2 separate regions of the Mus musculus genome follow, and region 1 is linked to region 2. Evidence: chromatin contacts called from ENCODE Hi-C or POLR2A ChIA-PET data. All regions are on one chromosome and are shown on one strand. Each heading gives the region's core, a stretch centred on a gene start or an enhancer-like site at or near the end of the contact. The rest is flanking DNA. Distances are from core to core; before and after follow the strand shown. Region 1 holds the start of Gpn1 (GPN-loop GTPase 1). Region 2 holds the start of Zfp512 (zinc finger protein 512).

What was found. Hi-C counts contacts between places; a loop is a spot of excess contacts on that map. ChIA-PET counts read pairs that join two places held with the same protein, here RNA polymerase II (POLR2A).
Region 1: a loop to region 2 is called in a map of heart, with 4 times the contacts of the local background. The contact joins the promoter of Gpn1 here to the promoter of Zfp512 in region 2. A Hi-C loop is called at or near these places in 1 of 37 maps with a recorded cell type or tissue (heart). POLR2A ChIA-PET finds 5 or more read pairs at or near these places in 3 of 5 experiments (all embryonic stem cell).

What each region holds. Positions count from the first base shown.
Region 1 is chr5:31,493,264-31,496,263 of GRCm38, forward strand. Gpn1 (GPN-loop GTPase 1) reads left to right here and starts at 1,478. Exons shown (of 14, transcript NM_133756.5): 1 at 1,478-1,620; 2 at 2,255-2,348. The coding sequence starts at 1,510.
Region 2 is chr5:31,450,879-31,453,842 of GRCm38, forward strand. It overlaps Zfp512 (zinc finger protein 512), which reads left to right and starts at 1,558. Exons shown (of 14, transcript NM_172993.3): 1 at 1,558-1,699; 2 at 2,277-2,335. The coding sequence starts at 1,670.

The sequences.
Region 1 (3,000 bases), core at 228-2,727, 42 kb after region 2:
ATTCCATCTCTGAGACTCACATGGTGGGGAGTGAACTAACTGAACTGTATGGGTACTGCCAGAAAAATAATGTTACCTGAATCCCTGCCAGAAAGTAACACAAGCCAGACAGTGGTGCCCAGAGAGGGCCTGAGTCAGGAAAGGAGAATCACTATCCATTTGGTATGGTACGTTGCTCACTGATCCTGGAGCTCATTAATTTGGCTAAGCTAGCTGGCCACTGAGCTCCAGGGATTCTCCCATCTCTAGCTCCCTAGCACTGGGATTATAGGCACAATCCACAATGCCTGGGCTTTTATGTGAGGGCAGGGGTCTGAATTCTGGCCCTTAAGTTTGTGCAGCAAGCACCTTACTAACTGAGCCCTCTCCACAGCCTGCACATGTCATAATAAAATGAGATATCTATGTATAGATATATACAAACTTTTTGTTCTTTAAGAGTTTTATCCACGGGGGCTGGTGAGATGGCTCAGCGGGTAAAAGCACCCGACTACTCTTCCGAAAGTCCGGAGTTCAAATCCCAGCAACCACATGGTGGCTCACAACCACCCATAATGAGATCTGACTCCCTCTTCTGGAGTGTCGGAAGACAGCTACAGTGTACTTACATATAATAAATAAATAAATCTTAAAAAAAAAAAAAAGAGTTTTATCCACTTTCCAAGAATGTCAACAAAACCCAGGGCCACCCTTGACTCCTAGCCCTTTACCTCACTCTTAAAGGGGACTTTTTAGGAGTTTTCTGGTTCCCTTGAGCCTTTGGTTCACCATCTTTTCTTCTTCCCTTGGACAAATAGCCATACAGATGAGCAAATAAGACATTGGTCACAGTCTCTGTCATACAGGGCTTTCCCTCATGAGGTTCGTCTCCCTTCCTCTACCCATATCTTCCGGTATTAATTATTCAGCCACACTTCAGCCACAAACGCTGTAAGGTTCTTTAGTCCCCTTTGCATTAGGCAATGATTGCCAGAAAATGTATCTTCCTCTGTTAAAGTACAGTATTCATGCTATCTTTCAAGTGTTACGCTAATTTTTACCTAATATTTTCTAGAACATAATGACGTTTAATTTTTTTCTTCTTCTTCTTAGACAATAAAATAAAAGGTAGAGCAACACCTTTGTTATAGGATCCTGACAGATCCTGGCTTGGGAATCCCACCTCATTACTCCCTTGGGGACACGAGCTTAACCCTTTCCGGGTCCTATCTCACTCCTGTCAACCCTTCCTGGTTCCCTACACTACCCCTCACTTGTGCAAAGCCACTATAGCATCAAAGTGACCCCTGCAAGTCAGATGCCAAAAGCCGGTCAGGCACCCACTGCAGTAGGTTCGAGCGGTTTGGATAGTCTGGCCAATCGCAACCCTAAACTCAGAGAGGCCGGATCGTTCGACCAATCGTAGCCCTGTACGCAAGAGGACGGATTTTCCTACCAATCGCAGCCCGGAATTCAGAGAGCCCGCAGGCCGCCGGGCGATCCCTGAGTGGTGGGCGTGGCTGAGGAAAGATGGCGGCGCCCGTGGCTCCATCCGAACCCCAGGCTTCCCGGGCTCCTCAGCCCCCCGTGTGTCTGTTGGTGTTGGGAATGGCGGGATCCGGGAAAACTACCTTTGTACAGGTGACGTGCACCGTGCAGAAGCGGTAGTGGCGCCTCAGGCCCGGGAAGAAGGGAGGAAGTTGTCTGGGGAATCTGCGGGTCCGGGCGCGTGGTTTTCTCGAGCTGTCCTCTGACTCCTTTCCTTCCCGAAGCCTCGAACCCTAGCCTGGGTCACTTGAGGCCGGCTCCTGGGCAACCTTAATGCACACTTGGTACAGCTGAACTTGTCTTGCTGCGAATTGGCAGCTTTCCGAAGGCCCGGGCCTAAAGAGTAGGGGAGTGTAACGTCTACTACTCTGGTTTGCGTGAAGAGTTGTGAAAGAATCACTTCGTTCGACCTACCACGTTCTAAGCTCTGAGAGTACAGCGGCAATGAGATCGACAGGGTTCTTGCTTTCACGGAGTGAGTGTTTTAGTGGAGGAGACAGAGGAAGAAAACCCTTGGAGGGGCAGAGTTAGCGAAGCCGTGACGGAGAATAGGGAGACAGGTACTGGAACTAGATGGCTTTTTAAACTCTTCAGTGTTGAACACGCTGAGGGAAGAAGGAGATTGTTACAGATTTTATAAGCATGGTCAGTAAAGGGATGGGAATTCTCGGGGCCCGTTCCTATCCTTTGGTCATCACCCTCCAACCCTGGCTCCTTGTTTTTGCAGAGGCTCACAGGACACCTGCACAACAAAGGCTGTCCACCGTATGTAATCAACCTGGACCCAGCTGTGCATGAAGTCCCCTTTCCCGCCAATATTGGTGAGTGCCTGCCTGCCTGCTTGCTTGATTTCCTTTTCTTGTCTTTTCTTTCTAAGCTAGCTAACTATGTACTTTTCTTTTCTGTGGATTTGCCTGAGTTCCGGAACAGGCTTCTTGCTTATGCAGATTTATCCCTCTTATGCACTATCCCCGCTCACCTCTCTCTCATGCCCTCGGTGTGTGAAACCGTTGAATTGGTTTGAGAATGAGACATGACATTAGGTCGGGCTGTCACCTGACACGTGAATCCTTTGGTTTCTTTTGTCAGAGTTTATAAGATTTGCTGTAATTCACTTTATAGGCAGGTTCCTTCCATTTCCAAAGTTGTGTGTGTGGGGTGTGTGTGTAAGAATATGCACTGTTCTGAGGAGAGCTTTCTGATTGAGACTATCAAAAAGATTTAAGTATTGGTGTGATCCAAGGGAGCCTGAGGCAGAATATTTAGAGTTCAGAGTCAGTCCGACTTGCATAGCCAGACCTCGTTTGGAAAAGAAAAGGTGGGCGTGGGGGTAGATTTGTTATCAAAGTGTCTGTGATCCACTAACAGGGCTCTTGGATGTCCAGGCTTCCTGACTCCTAGGCCTTAACTGTCAGGGCTAGGGTATGAAGCTTTCTTACCCCAAATACACAAATTGGGTAGGGAATCTTGTTT
Region 2 (2,964 bases), core at 308-2,807:
GTATTCTTCATATTCATTCAAACTACTAACAGAGGAGTTTCAGGCTGGATTAGGGGCTCGAAGAAGCTCTATCGGTTCTTTCCTGGGCATACAACAGAATGTCTGGGAAAGTCATGTCTGTAGGCAGCGACTACCTAGGAAATACCTCTCCAGTATGCTAATGCTGGGGAATGTCATGGGAACCACTATGGAAAGGAAGCCTTGTTTTCAGTCATTTGTAACAGAAGGCTCCACTATGGACATCTACCAATCTATTCTTAATTTTTGGGGTTCCAGCTGAACTAATGGTATTTTCTCAAAGCCTGCTAGAAAGGGTTTCAAGGACTGTTTCTCAGACTTCAGTGGTTAAAAACTATATTCAGAGACATATTTTATGTCACAGTAATGAGAAAAGAATGCCTTTAACGATGTCAACACTCTGCTCAACATCTTCCATAATCCAGCAATACTCTGGTAGTAGATTGGGAGTCAAGAAAACTAGTTCAAAGTTCAGCGACATATTCCAGGAAGTCACTGAGCATGTGTCTGTCTCTTGTACCGGGGCTGAGTTTACTTCCTTGATGAAATCAGAGTCATTAAAGTCCCTCCCAGAGAAACAGTCTTAGTTCCTCTGTAAGAACTTATCATAGCTCTTTGATAGAAGACATAACAGTCTCTTTAAGGGGAGAGGCCACAGTTCCTCAAGGAGAAGTCCTCAAAATCCCTCAGGGAGTAGCTTTCCAAGTCCTTCAGGGAAGAGCCCTAGAAGTCACTTGAGGTGGAGCCCTTGTAGTCCCTCAGGAAGGAACCTTCACAGTCCCTCAGGGAGAAGCCCTTGTAGACTTCTAGAGAGAAGAGGGCACATTCCTTCTGTGAAGAAGAGTCTACACAGTCTTTCAGGGAGGAGTCAGCAGACTCTCTATTCTCTGAGATGCCTCAGTCCCTCAAAAACGAGCCATCTCAGTCTCTCGTGGACGTCACTGGGCAGTCATTCAGAAAGGAGCCATGGTAATTTCTCTGAAAGATCCTTTTCCGTTCCCTCTGGTTGGAAAGGACATAGTTCTGGATCAAGCCCACTTCTTCTAAGAACAGGCATTGTTCCAGACTCATCCGCTGGAGAGATCCAGATGTAACTTGGCTAAAGTGTTCATGTCTTTCAGGGACCGCACCAAAAAAAAAAAAAAAAAAAAAAATCCAAAAGCTAGACAAGTTTGGAGGCCAGAAGTTAGTGGATAAGGAGAGTTCTGTCCCTCACCTGAGCAAAGAAAGAGATATCTGGGAGGGAAGGAGAAGAGAATGGGTCTTTAATTTAAGATCAATAAAGGGGCGATTTGAATTTCGTTTGCATCTGTAAAACCACTTGTGGGATGGGTGGGAGTAGGTGTGCAAACGCTAGTTCGGGAGGACCCCTTAAATATTCAGACTCCTCCCATTTGCTCCAACCTTCACGCCCCAAAGGCCTGCCTACTCCCTTGTTGCTATGGGGGCGGGGTCTCAATGGAAGCCGAAGAAGAGTTATCACGTGACTCCTTTCCCGCCGCAGCCCCCTCGGAAGCAGCTAGGCGGAAGTAGGTGTTCAGAACAGGGTTAGTCGCCGCTGAGACCACATCCGGGAGAGGCGAGGAGAGCGGAAGTGGCGTTGGTCTGTCCGGAGCCCTTGGGTGAAATTGTTAGGCGTGGAGGGGGAGTGATGTCTTCCAGACTCGGTGCAGTCACCGCCGTGAGTTTCTTGGTGTGACCATTATACTTTAGAAATAGAACTGTCGAGCTGAGAACACGCGGTCCTTTGCTTTTGTTTTGTACTCAGAGTTGTTTTTTTTTTTTTTTTCCGGAGCCAATCCTAGGCCCCACCCTTTTATATCAGATCCACTTACCGCCTTTTTTCTTCCCATTTTTATTTTTATTGCTTAGTCCTCGTATCCTTGGACTGAGTTCCTCGACACATTGTAATTATTTATATTCCTTCAGCATCCCCAGTGCCTCCCGTTTCTTTTAATATATATATGATACATATGTATATATCATATATATATTTTTTTTTTCCTCGTCTTTTCTTTTCAAGCCTCTATCTAGGATAGGGTTTTGAGAATGGACAAAGATGAAAACTCTGGTATTGTCAACCCGTCTTTACATTGTGAATAAATAGAATGGCACAGGTTTCCTAAAAAGTGTCTCCTTCAGTCCATTTGAAGTAGTTGCTCGGGACAGCTTCACATCTAGGCACAAGGGGGATTCATCTCTTTGCGGATGAGCTTCAAAGGTCCCTAGCACTCACTCCTGTGCTTGTGATTTGCTAGACCCCGGGACCCACATCCCTTAAGCAGCAGAGGAGCACCAGGATCGTGGGAGCTAAGAAGTAAGTGAGGTTTTCTGAGGACATTTTTGTAATGGTGTAGACAGTGCTGCTAAAGATGTTCTGTGTCTGCACTGTGGAGCATCATAGCCACCAGACAGGTATGGCTTTGGGGCACTTGAGATGTGGCTAGTACAATTGAAGAACCGAATTACAAATTCTATTTCATTTTAATGGACTAAAACTTCAATAACCATCTGTAGGTAGTAGCTACGGGATTGGACAGTGCAGATAAAATCCTAGTGTGGGGGAAAGAAAACCTGGCTTGCAATAAAGATGCAGTCTAATAAAAATGGAGTGTGTGTTTCAGTTAGTGGTATTCCTGCGTGGCCTCTGCCCCCCATATCAAATATGTGCTCATAATTAATTTGATGGACTGGGGAGGGAAATAAAAACAGCTATAAGCAATCTTTACATTTCTAAGCTACTTGGTTGCAGCCCTGATTTATTGTTTTGTGTAATGAATGTGCTAAGTTTTGCCATGGCTAACACAAAAGAAAGATTTTATTAACTTGGACCTCCGGGGTGAGTTCATTCACTTAGATAACACTTACGGGATGTCTGCTCTGAACAAGCTGTGTAGTAGGTTGGGCACCCAGGCATGACAACAGAGCTGTCTGTTCAACAGATGA